2 separate regions of the Homo sapiens genome follow, and region 2 is linked to region 1. The links are chromatin contacts, found by Hi-C or POLR2A ChIA-PET in ENCODE. All regions are on one chromosome and are shown on one strand. The core of a region is the stretch at or near the end of the contact, and the rest is flanking DNA. Distances in the headings are between cores, read along the strand shown. Region 1 holds the start of CAMTA1 (calmodulin binding transcription activator 1). Region 2 holds the start of TMEM201 (transmembrane protein 201).

The links. A loop is a pair of places that touch in the nucleus more often than their neighbours do. ChIA-PET counts read pairs that join two places held with the same protein, here RNA polymerase II (POLR2A). Pooled maps may share reads with other maps.
Region 2: a loop to region 1 is called in a map of CD4-positive, alpha-beta T cell, with 12 times the contacts of the local background. The contact joins the promoter of TMEM201 here to the promoter of CAMTA1 in region 1. A Hi-C loop is called at or near these places in 1 of 168 maps with a recorded cell type or tissue (CD4-positive, alpha-beta T cell) and 4 of 50 pooled maps. POLR2A ChIA-PET finds 5 or more read pairs at or near these places in 1 of 52 experiments (CD8-positive, alpha-beta memory T cell).

Annotation. Positions count from the first base shown.
Region 1 is chr1:6,783,725-6,790,150 of GRCh38, reverse strand. CAMTA1 (calmodulin binding transcription activator 1) reads right to left here and starts at 4,697. Exons shown (of 23, transcript NM_015215.4): 1 at 4,576-4,697. The coding sequence starts at 4,620. It overlaps CAMTA1-DT (CAMTA1 divergent transcript), which reads left to right and starts at 5,171. Exons shown (of 3, transcript NR_149049.1): 1 at 5,171-5,493; 2 at 5,928-6,002; 3 at 6,106-6,259. RefSeq lists silencers at 3,945-4,124, 4,135-4,404, 4,615-4,774, 5,115-5,524, 5,655-5,714 and 1 more and enhancers at 4,980-5,654, 5,655-6,331.
Region 2 is chr1:9,584,661-9,590,945 of GRCh38, reverse strand. TMEM201 (transmembrane protein 201) reads right to left here and starts at 2,035. Exons shown (of 11, transcript NM_001130924.3): 1 at 1,903-2,035. The coding sequence starts at 2,015. It overlaps SLC25A33 (solute carrier family 25 member 33), which reads right to left. Exons shown (of 7, transcript NM_032315.3): 7 at 5,773-6,285. RefSeq lists silencers at 1,590-1,659, 1,820-2,019, 2,030-2,439.

The DNA.
Region 1 (6,426 bases), core at 3,448-5,947:
TTAAGACAAGCACCACACCGAAGGCCAGGCGTGGCAGCTTGCGCCTGTAATCCCAGCACTTTGGGAGGCTGAGGCAAGGGAGGCTGAGGTAGGCGGATCACTTTAGGCCAGGAATTCAAGACCAACCTGACCAACATGGTGAAACCCCGTCTCTATTAAAAATGCAAAAAAAAATTAGCCGGACATGGTGGTGCACGCCTGTAATCCCAGCTACTTGGGAGGCTGAGGCAAGAGAATTGCTTGAACCTGGAAGGCAGAGGTTGCACGAACCGAGATCGTGCCACTGCACTCCAGCCTGGGCAATAGAGTGAGACTCTGTCTCAAAAAAAAAAAAAAAAAAAAAAAAGATACACTAAAATGTCATTAATATAAAAGGCTAACAAGATCCAATATGGTCTCAAGCAAAGTCACATCACCCCCTACAGCTCCTTGTACATAACAGAAGCTCGGTAAAGGTCTCCTGAATGAATGACTCCAGTCATGGGAGTATAAATACAAAAACGACTTCTCCCCAGAAGGGCAAATTCAAAGGTTCCACAAAAGAGTCAACTGACACAACTATGAGGGGAACAGAAGAAAATAAGAGAATCACCTTCTACTGCTTTTTCCATAAGGAAAGGAGAAAGAAGTACAACTGCACACAAAGGGGTATTTCCCCCAAACAGGAAAGGAAGAATGGCTCAAAGTAATGAAACAGTGGGGAAAAAAACGTTAAGATTTTGAGATGGGCTACCTCAAAATCAGTCACAAAGAATTAAAAACCGAGCAGGACACATGGGCGGACATCCAGCATAAACAGGAGACTAAACTAAACACTACTCTCTAAAGAATAGGCTATTTCTGGGGGAAAGCCTAAAATCGCCAGAGCCTAAAAACTAAGGAAACAGAAAACACAGCTGAGCAGGATGCATAAATATGTCTCAAAGAGCAAGTAAGAGCAACACTACTCTTTTGAAAAGGAAAAGCTGACCCAATCTGACCTTGAGTAGAGGTTGCTCTGTGTATGTCAACACTTTGAATCCACTCAATGATGAGATGGAGAAACCCAACATTTGCAGAAGCAGGATAAGTAAGGTTTCCAAGAAGACAAAGGAGGAAGAGGTCACCCAACCTAGTCCCAAAAACTGGAGGTAAGGGGTGAAGGAGAGGAAAGAGTCATGTCCTAACAGAAAGTCGAACAGAAAGATTAAACTATGTGGTTCAGAGAACCCGTCTAGTCTGCCCAACTGCAACAGAGCATTCTGCACTACAAGGTAAAAGGAAAAAGCTAATTTCCAATCATCTGTGGCGACCAGTGACACAGAAACACAACCACATCAAACTCAAGAAAAAGGGCCCAGCTTCAGACAATAACCTCAAGTGTCTTCTTCCAACCAATCTTTACCACTTTTCCTTCCACTGCGCCTTGCACGGAGCCCCCTGCTTACCAGGGAAAACTCCCAAAGTCTCCATGGGGCCATGGAGGAAACGGTAGGAAGAACCACCACTGGAAACGGGATGACTCCGCTGAGTCTACACCATCTACAGCAGGTATTCGACTCTTCGTTTTTCCGAAGTTCCCTAATAACACCCCCTAAAAATACACAATCCCATCAAGCTGACTACAGACACAGAATACGAACAGCATAAAAACATTTAAAACCAAAAACAAGAAAATGAGCTCAAAAGCTCTACTTTCTGACATTGGGAATCAGGCCCACTGGACGACTCAATGCTAACTGAAAGGCAAAGTCCAGAAGTCACAGAACTAGCGCTGACCCAATCTCCGATGAGCCACTTCTCCTTACACAGTAAACTGAGGCAAAGCGAGCCTCTGAGCTAGAACAGTTTTAAAGGCCAAAGCCCCAGAGCCCAACGGAACTTGTTGGGGAGGATGAGTCTCCACACTAAGCCTGTCAAAGAGTAAGACTTCCCTGCTGAGTGACAGCGGCTAGCAGCCATTCTGAATTTCGTGAAAGAGGGAGAAAGGGAGGGAGGGAGGGAGGGAGGGAGACCTGAGGAGGCAAAGCACCTGACTAGAGCCGACAGGGCTCAAATCATTCCCCTGTCCAAGAGAAAAGAACTTGAAGAATAACGTTCCCCATCCTCTCATGAAGCGTCGAGGGCCTTTCCACAGGTACATTTTGCTAATTTCACAACCTCTCTCAATTATTTAAATGGCCAAAATACAAAAGGGACATATTTACGGTCATTCGTTCCTAGTTCTGTCACAGGAAAACATATTCTTCTCACCCATCTCCTGTCGTTTGTCCAAACACACGAAATCTCTTTCCCCTACACTGCAGTAAAGAAATCAAGAACTTTTCACTCTATGCAGAATCAAGCAACGAATACCACCCCTAAATTCAGACCGCCAAAGTTGCGATGCGTATGGGCAGGCACTGTACGCTTCGCACATTCAGGGACTTGGTGAACACGCAGGATGTCGTTCTGCTTATTCAGTACAGTACACATTACAAACCAAAGAATAGTCAGAATTGGCCATTTATCCGTGATTCTTCTGCTGCTGCTTCTAAGCCTGAAGAGTTACCAACAACGTTAATATCTATCTGTATCATTACACATAAAGGTCCCCATATGCACCCAAAATGTAGAGCTAGTCATCTGACCCTTCCAACTTCCTGTGCACTGTATATGTAATGAATGTGATTTCATCTGTGTATACCTACATGTATGTATATGTAAACAAATGAATATAGCATCATGATCTGGTTCTCCAAAGCAGAACCGGAACAGCAAAAAACAGAAAGCATTCAAATTCCCCCTTCTGAAAGCTACAAGATCTAAAGAAATGTCTGGATCCCACAAGAGACAACACCAGAGCCAAAGGAAGGTTCTAGTACAACAAGGAGCACACAAGCAACCTCTTCCAGGATGGCATGTGGGCGACACGGGTGTCTACACTCCCTTTTCTGAATGGAAAGGCATATGGCTTCTCCTTACCCAGCCAACATGAATACAATTTGAGAAAATTAGAAAAAGTCAAAGTAACAGGCTCACTAAATATGGCTGACTGCGAAGCAGAAGCCACAGAGGAGGATATGAGTTCTCTCAAAAAACAATCGGGAAGTTTATATCCAGGAAAGGTTCAAGGACTCTTGAGTGTGGGACGGACAAAGTCTGGTTCTCACTGCACAGAAGACAGTAATCAAAACATCAAAAAACAAGGCCACATGACCCTTTTCCCAGTGAGGTAGTGTCAACTGATGAAGGTTGCCCCCTCCTGAGACACAAGAGTCAAGTGGAGGCAAAAATATACCCCGGTCTTCCTCAGACACAGGAGCAACTAGTGTGGCCCCTTTTCACTCAAGCACTAGGCACAATGGAAGCCCTGCCCTACATCTTATTGGGGCGCCCACTCTCACCCAGACAAGGAACTCCGAGAAGAGAGAACAAGTCAGTGTAGACACACAAATGGCGAAAGGAGCACGGTGAACGTCCAGTTGTCTCCATAAGAAAAGGAGGGCAACTCAAAGGGTATTTAGGAAATGAGCTCGCCCTAACCCAGCAAAGTGTAAGAGTATGCATGATCTGGAAGAAGTGTCTGCTTTCCTATTTAGAAATGACTTCAGAGCTGCACAAGCCCCCACTATCCACTGGGTGAGGAAAGAAGAACATGGGCAGCCTGAGTCCCCTTGTCCTGGCAAAAAGGGTCAACGGAGAGTGTGCAGAGGCCCCAAAAGAATCCAAAGAAGATGAGCAGATCAGACGGACCCCTGTGCCAAGGAAGGATCGGGGTCACGGAAGGTAAAGGGCAAGGGAGTGTGGAGATCCTCACTTGCCATAGAAACGGAGACCCCACCCTCCTGGCTGTGAGGGTGCAAGGGCAAGAGTAGGATGTGAACGACTGCGAGGGGCGGGGATGCTGCGCAGGCCCCCTTCCCTTCCCGGGAAGCGAAGGGGGAGGGGTCACACGAGGCCCTTCGGCCGAGGGACGCTCGGCAGGACGGGGTCCCCCTGGCGGGGAGAAGCTCGGGGACCCCCCGCCCGCTCAGGGAGGTGTCCACGGGGCTGAAGAGGGTGCCGGAGAGAGTACATCTGGCCCTGCCCGCCGGAGAGCAGGGGGCCGGCGAGGGCTGAGCGCCGGCCGCTGCCGCCCGACGGGGACCGGCCCGGAGCAGTGGGGCGCGGGGCCAGGAGGACCCGAGGCGGATAAACTTTCCGCCCCGCGGCCCCCACCGTGGACCCAGCGCCGGGGGTGCGGGGGCCGCGCAGCGGGCTCGGGAGCGGCGGGGATGCCCGGTCCGGGTGGGGGAGGCGCCGGCCCTCCGCCGGCTCCTCCTCCTCGCTGGGCCCGGTCCCCGCCCCGCGAGCCCCCCGCCCCCTCCGGCCCCAGCCCGCCCCCGGGGGTGGGGTGTGGGGCGCCGCGCTCCGCCGGCCCCGCGAGTCACCTCAGGACTCGGCCGCGCTCCGCCCCCCCACCCCGCCGGCCCCCTCCCCGGCCGGGTCGCCCGCCCGCCCGCCCGCCGCGCCCCCGCGCTCCCGCCCGGCGCCGCCGATGCCCGGGATGTCCGGCGGGGCCGGGTCCCGCCGCCCGCCGCGCCGCCCCCCAGCCCCTCGCGCTCCGGCTCTTACCTTCCGGCTTGTTTTCGGCAGCCATTTCCCCTCCGCGCGCCACATCCTCCTCCTCCTCGCGACCGGGACCCCGAGCGCGCGCCTCGTACCGCCGCCGCCGCCGGCCCAGCCACCCCGCCGCCGCCGCGCACCCGCCCTGGCCCCGCCCCGCGGCCCACGCACAGCTCCCGTTGGGCCGTGCGGCTGCCACTCATCGCTCCCGCCGCCAATCGCCCCGCACCAGGGGTCTCACTACTCTCCGGGAGGAGCGTCCTATCCATCCGGCCCATTGGCTGGTCACCACCCAACGGACTGAAAGGATTGGTCAAGAATCAACGCCCCCTCCCCACCCACTCCCAGGAAAGCCCGCCTTCCGGACCTAAACAAAGCTTCCTAGTGGCCAGAACCCGAAAGAACTGTCCAATCAGGACGGGCCCGACACGGAATATTTCCTCGAGGCCGAGACGTGGCGTTTTGATTGGGCGTCACTACAGTGTTTCCCAGGCCGTCCAGACCAATCAAAGGGGGTTCCCGGAACTCGGGAGCGGCGAAGGGAAGCCCCGCCCCCGAGCGTGACCGTCATGAGGAAGGCGCTCCCTCATTGGCACGCTGGGGCTTTTCCCGCGTGCTCCCGGGGCTGAAGGACGTTCCCGGGGAAGCCGCTGCTGGCGCGTGGGGTCCCGGTGGCTGTGGGGGACGCGCCGGGATCTCCGGGATCCCGCAGCCCGCCGCCGCTGCCGGTGGGGAGCCGGACGCGGGGGGCCTCGGGGCTGAGGTCCGCAGGGGTGCCGCGCCCTGGAGTCCGACTGCCTAGGAGTCCGGGCGTCGCTGCCGGCCGTGGGGGAGGGGCGAGCCTCCCGCCAGGCCCCGCCCCCTCGGCGCCGCGTCCCCACGGCCCCGGCGCCGCCCGCCTGCGCCCGCCTCCTGTGCCCGCCCCCGGTGAGCTCCGTTGTCCCCTTTTCTGGCGGCTTAAAATACCGAAACTTTATTTTGGTCACGTTGCCCATGTGACCCGCGGAGCGGATGACTCATGGTTGCCTGTCCCAGGATGAGGCCGCCGGCCGAAAGCAGAGAAGCGCCAGCCCCGGCCGCCCGGGTGGAGCGCTGGGCAGCCGAGTTTCCCACCCTCCTCAATCCGGAGAGTCCGCGCGGGGCTTTTCCTAATAAATAGCCAGGCACCCGCTGCCCTCGCGCTGCGTACGGGAGCACGTGCCCCCCGGGAGGTGGGCGCCCGCCAGGTGCCCCGGGAACGAGCCTAGGAACCGGGTCCGCCGAGTGCGGCTCTCGGGGCGGCTAGGCGTGCGGGTGGCTGGGCAGCGCTCCCAGGGACCGGCCTCTCTCCGGAGAAAGTAAGGAATTCTGCTCCTGGGCAGGTAATACCGGAAACAAAAGGAGAGGCTGCAATCGCAAATTGTTTAAAAAGAAGAAAAAGGAAAGAAAAGTTGAATGTAAGAGCTCCAGCCCCTCAATGTGATCTTGTACGGTTTGCAGTAAGAACATTTCATTCTTCCGCATTTTATTTTTCCTTTTGCTACTGTTGGTGACAACTAGCAAAATAAGTGAAAAATCCTCGTTCAAGTGTTCTGGCATTAAGATTGACTGTCACACTGAATTCTGTGCCAATCCTAACAACATGTGTTCTTTTTCTGGTCTTCACAAGTAAGAATGTCTTAGGTTTTCCAGAAATAAAGATGTCCCAAAAGAATGTTTTGTGTTACACACTCATTCTTCAAGAAACTTTAATTTTATGAGCCTCAAAAATTGCAAAATTTTAACAACGGCGGGACAATATTTTATCGATTAGCATTCTTAATAGCACCTATGTTGACGATTTGTGTGGAGAAACGGATTCTTAAAAGAAGTGCTGGTGGC
Region 2 (6,285 bases), core at 786-3,285, 2.8 Mb before region 1:
TCTCCTTACATGCCCTCCCGAGGGTCATTCAAAACCTACACTGCAGCCAGAGTCAATGCTTGGTTCCTCACTGTCACAGCACTCTCCTCCTCGGAGGAAGGCTCAACCTCTTGCTAGGTTGGTCTGGCTTCTGAATCGTGACAGTGGCCAATTTATGACCTCCAGGTGAAACCCAGTGCTCTATGAGGACATCTTAAAGCATCCTGGGAAAGGCTGGCCCTTCTCGGCCCAATCAACAGCAAGGGTCTCAATGCCACACCGTGACCTGCTGGTGTCGTCAGGGGCGTGAAAGGACTTCCAGGCACCCTCCTAGTTCCCCTGGCACCAGCTAGCCCAATATCTCTCCAAGGCCCCAGACTCTTGTTTCCAGGAGATGGAGAGCTGTGGCCAGCAGGGCAGGAAGGGGAGACAGCATCCCTGAGGACAGCTGCAGTGTGTGGCACAGTGAGCCACCCAGTCCAAGTCCAGCCTCAATAAACACAACGGAGGTGCTGTGTGGCTGGCAGACTATCCCCTCCCCCAGGCTCTCATCCTTGAGGCAACACCCCCCATCCTGGGTTAGCTGAGAGGCGGCTTCGTCCAGGAAGAACACCGGGTGCTGGACCAGCTCAGCTGGCAACATGCTCTGGGAATGTGAGCAAATCACCTGAGGTCTCTGGACCTCGGTCCCCTGGGTATAAAACCACCGGCTTGGACAAGCTGGTCCTGCAGATGCTCAACTTCCAGGAATCCAGCAGAAACCGACATGGAGAGACTTGGGTTGTCAGGGACCTCTGGGCTGGGGTCACTCAATCCCCAGCTACCCTCCTCAGTCACATCTGGCCCATCCTCCAGACACAGCTGATGTCCCTCCCATGCCTTCCTCCTCTGGGAAGCCTCTGTGACTCAACCACCTGTACTTCTTTTTCCCCGTTTCCCCCCTGGAGGAGAGAAGCAGCACCGGTATGTGTTAAGGAAGAACAAACAGACCAGCCAGACGATCAGGGTTCAAACCCCAGCTCTGCCACTTGCTGCTGAGTGGGCAAGTCCCTTCTCCCCTTTTTCCTAAGGGTGTGAGCTCATTGCATCCCTTGCCGAAGCTGCAAACCCATCCACTCTTTCTAGGATGTTCTCACAACCCCACTTTCCCCCCTGCCCTCTGGAAAGGTGGATCAAGTGGAGAAACAGTAAGCTACCTGCGAGGCTCTGCTGAAGCAACAGGCCACTAAGCTTTTATGCCTGGCGATGGAGGCCGATGAAAGAGGCCGGATCTGAACCCGGGGGCCCGCATGGCCCGTGAGCCGGGCAGGGAGGAGGGTGGCCCCGGCCCGTCTTGAACTGTTTGGAGGCATCTCAGGCCTTGCCCACCTCTGGGAGGCAGCCCAGCCTCGGGGTCTGCCCTGCAGATTCCATCGGCTCAAACCATGATTCCTCTCATTAACAGCAAGTTACTGAGCCTCCCTGTCCCTCAGCTGCTCTAGCGTAAGCAGGGGCTGTGGCTCTGAAACGCGCGGATGCGAGGCGTGTAGAAAAACGCCCGGGACGTCACATGCCGAGCAGCAACCGCCAGCCGCGATCGCCAGCATCGCCGTGCACCGGGGCCCAGCACGGGGCTGAGGGCAGGGGCGGCCCGTGCGCACCGGCTCCAGCCCCCCGCGGCTCCCGGAGGAAGTTTGTGGCCCCCGCGCGGCGCTCTCGCCCGCGCCCCACGTTCCCGGAGTCCCCGCCGCTCCACTCGACTCCGCAGCCGCTTCCCGACTGCAGTCTCAACCCGGTCTCGGGGGGCGGCGGCGCGCGCCGGGGGTCTCCGCGCGCCCGCGGGCAGCCCGGGTCCCGGCCGAGGGGGGCAGCGGGCCGGGGCGGCGCGGGGGCGGGCCTGGCGGGCGGCGCAGAGGGCCGCGTGGGGCCGAACCATGCACTCACCTCCGCGCGATCCGGTAGAGCAACACGCCGGCCGCGGCGCACGCCGTGACCCCCAGGCCGCCGGCCAGGCCGGCCGTGGGGCAGCGGGCCAGCAGCGCGCTCACTCCCTCCATGGCTCTCCGCGTGGAAGGACGGCAGGCCGGCAGGGGGGTAGGCGGGTAGGCGGGTAGGCGGGTAGGCGGGCAGGCGGGCAGGCGGGCAGGCGGGCAGGAGGCGGTGACGCCGGGGGCGCGGGCCGCAGGCGGGACGCGGGGCGGCGACGCGCGCCTCCTCGCGCCGTGACCTTCGCCGCTTTGTAGCGGGCGCGGGCCCGCCCCCTGACTCGGCGCGCTCCCGTCGCGCAGCCAATCGGGACGAGGGGTGAGCCCGGGTGGGCGGGGCGGCGGCGGAAGCGACAGAGCCGGCCGGGGAGCGCCCCCGCGCGGCCGGAGGTGGAAGGCGGCGCGGGGAGGGCGGGGCACGGAGCCCTGTAGGAAAGCCCCGCCTTCTGCCTCCCGCGCCAGCCGCCAGGCCCGGAGGTCTGGCTGCAGACAGTCCACCGAGCTTCTGCTAAGGGGAGCATCTCCAGAGTACGCAACTGCTTGTAATTAGTCTTTTTCCCCCTCGCTAATCCTGTCTAGTCAAACCCAGCCTATGCGCCCAGTGCTGTTTAGCAGCTCCTTGAGCCGCTCTAATGGTTGAAAAACTAGCTTTTTAGAAACACGATCATCCACGGATAGGGACATGGTTGAATAAATCATAGGACAGCCATAGTTCGGAACATAATGCAACCATTAGAAAGAATGCCAGATCCAGGCAGGGCGCGGTGGCTCACGCCTGTAATCCCAGCACTTTGAGAGGCCGAGGCGGGCGGATCACGAGGTCAGGAGATCGAGACCATCCTGGCTAACACGGTGAAACCCCCTCTCTACTAAAAATACAAAAAATTAGCCGGGCGTGGTGGCGGGCGCCTGTAGTCCCAGCTACTCGGGAGGCTGAGGCAGGAGAATGGCGTGAACCCGGGAGGCGAAGCTTGCAGTGAGCCGAGATCGCGCCACTGCACTCCAGCCTGGGCGACAAAAGCGAGACTCCTTCTCAAAAAAGAAAGGAAAGGCAAGGAAAGAGAGAGAGAGAGAAAGAAGGAAGGAAGGAAGAAAGGAAAGAAGGAAGGAAAGAAGGAAAGAAAGAAAGGAAGAAAAGAAAAGAAAGCCAGATCTGGAGTTATTGGCATAGATGGATGATACATTGTTTTTAAAAAGCAACATGCAGGCAGGGCGCGGTGGCTCACACCTGTAATTCCAGCACTTTGGGAGGCCGAGGCGGGCGGATCACCTGAGGTCAGAAGTTCAAGACCAGCCTGGGCAACATGGTGAAACCCCATCTCTACTGAAAATACAAAAATTAGCCGGGCGTGGTGGTGCACACCTGTAATCCCAGCTACTCGGGAAGCTGAGGCACAAGAATCGCTTGAACCTGGGAGGCGGAGGTTGCAACGAGTCAAGATTGTGCCGCTGCATTCCAGCCTGGTGACAGGAGACTCCTTCTGAAAAAACAAAAACGACAACAAAAAAGCAACATGCAGGCCGGGCACATGGTGGCTCACGCCTGTAATTCCAGCATTTTGGGAGGCCGAGGCAGGCGGATCACAAGGTCAGGAGCTGGAGACCATCCTGACCAACATGGTGAAACCTGGTCTCCACTAAAAATACAAAAATTAGCTGGGTGTGGTGGTGGGCGCCTGTAGTCCCAGCTACATGGGAGGCTAAGGCAGGAGAATTGCTTGAACCCAGGAGGCGGAGGTTGCAGCGAGCTGAGGTTGCGTCACTGCACTCCAGCCTGGCAACAGAGTGAGACTCCATCTCAAAAAAAAAAAAAAAAAGAAAAAGAAAAAGAAAAAGCAACATGCAGATTGATTTTTAAATAATATCCAAAGCTTAAATAAAGCCTTATGTGCTTGTGGGAAGTGGAGAATAGTTAACACTGAACTGCAAACTGATTACCTGGTGGTGGGAGGAGATTCAAGGGGAAGAGTCACTGTGTTTCATTATTGATTTCAGCTAAATTACTAGTTTTAAAAAAGTAAACAGAAAATATTTGTATCTAATTACACACTATGTTCCAGTGTTCTGATCACTTTTTTTTTTTTGAGGTTAACATTGTAAACTCTTTGTGGGTAGTGATGGATTGAGGGCAAATGTTTTTTTGCTCCTGCAGCCAGTTCCTCTGTCCACACCGGAATCATGCACATTCACTGGGGGGAAGGGGGACTGGAAAGTGAAGCAGACAGGAAACCTGGAGGTTCACTTGGGTCTGGACCTCCTCTTTCTTGTGAGTATCCCAGCAAAAGCCTTTCCATGCAGTCTTGATGCTTTCACCAGCCATGAGCAAACAAAATAATCATTTAAGGTGTATCTTCCCTCAAAACAGCAGGCAGGCATTGTGTTTAAGTGCCATTTGCTTCCCAAGGAAGATTCAGTTTGCATGTCCCACCCAAAGGACTCTTTATGTGGCCAATTCTATTACGTGCATTAGTTTAAGCACACCTTTATCAGCAGTATCATCCATGGATCTGTAATTCTTAAGTAAAAGGAATGAAATGGTTTGTCAGATCTTGACTTTGAAGTCAGACCATTCCACAGGCTCAGATGCCCCTCTTGCTCTGTCGTCCAGATTGGAGTAGAGTGGCACAATCCCATGGCTCACTGCAGCCTCAACCTCCTGGCCTCAAGGGATCCTCCCACCTCAGCCTCCCAAGTAGCTGGGACTACAGGTGCATGCTCAGCTAATTTTTTTGTAAAGAGAAGGTCTCCCTATGTTGCCCAGGCTGGCCTTGAACTCCTGGCCTCAAGCAATTCTCCTTCCTCAGCCTCCCAAAGTGCTGGGATTACAGGTGTGAGCTACCGCAAGGTGGCTAATGCCTGTAATCCCAGCACTTTGGGAGGCCAAGGCAGGCAGATAACTTGAGATCAGGAGTTTGAGACCAGCCTGGCCAATATGGTGAAACCCTGTCTCTACTAAAAATACAAAAATTAGCCAGGCGTGGTGGCGGGCACCTGTAATTCCAGATACTTGGGAGGCTGAGGCAGGAGAATCGCTTGAACCCAGGAGGTGGAGGTTGCAGTGAGCCGAGATCATGCCATTGCACTTCAGCCTGGGCCACAGAGCGAGACTCCGTCTCAAAAAAAAATTGTTTTAATTTAAAAAATCTTTATATTAAAAAAAGAGAAAGAAAAAAGCACAACAGGATGACTACAGTCAATAATAATTTAATCGTACTTTTGAGACAGGGTCACTCCTGTCACCCAAGCTGGACTGCAATGGTGCCATCTCAGCTCACGGCAACCTCCGCCTCCTGGGCTCAAGTCCTTCATTCTCCTGCCTCAGCCTCTGGAGTAGCTGAGACCACAAGTGCACACCACCGCACCCAGCTTTTTTTTTTTTTTTTAAATAAAGACAGGGTTTCACCATGTTGCCAGGCTGGTCTCGAACTCCTGAGCGCAAGTGATCCTCCACCTGCCTCACCCTCCCAAAGTGCTGGGATTACAAGCGTGAACCACCCAACCCCAACATTAACTGTGCATTTCAGAATAACAAGAGTGTAACTGGATTGTTTGCAACTCAATGGATACACGCTTGAAGGGATGGATACCCCATTCTTCATGATGTGCTTATTTCACGTTGCACGCCTGTATCAAAACATCTCATGTACCCCATAAATATATATACCTCCTATATACCCACAAAAATTAAGAGAAAAACCACAGGTATTTCCCATTTTTAAAGCTAATGAGCCCTTTACAGAGGAACCATCACTTCTTTCCTACTTTGGGTGCCTAAGCAGCTTGCATTTCCATGCCCTGGGGCAGGAGAAGCAGAAAACTAAAATTATAATTGGTTACTATCAAATTTATTCATTCAAGAAGGAGTGAAAACAAAGCAATTTTACACCTTCATATTAGACACAATCTTGGAAAACAGGTTTTAATATGGATATAGGAGGATGTTGCTAAGTGCCATCATCGAATATGAATATTAAAATAGGAATGTGAATATTAAAATTAGATGTTACTCTGTAATTCCAGTGCTTTGGGAGGCTGAGGAGGTAAGATCGCTTCTGGCCAGTAGTCTGAGACCAGCCTGGACAACATAGCAAAACCTCGTCTGCACAAAAAATGAAAAAACATTAGCTGGGCATGGTGGTACTTTCCTGTGGTCCAAGCTACTTGGGAGGCTGAGATGCGAGGATCCCTTGTGCCCAGGAGTTTGAGGTTACAGTGAGCTATGATCTTGCCACTGTATCCAGCTTCAGTGATCGAGTGATACCTTGTCTCAAAACAACAATAACAACAAAGGAAGGGGCGGCGCGGGCCAGGTATGGTGGCTCCCTCCTGTAATCCCAGTACT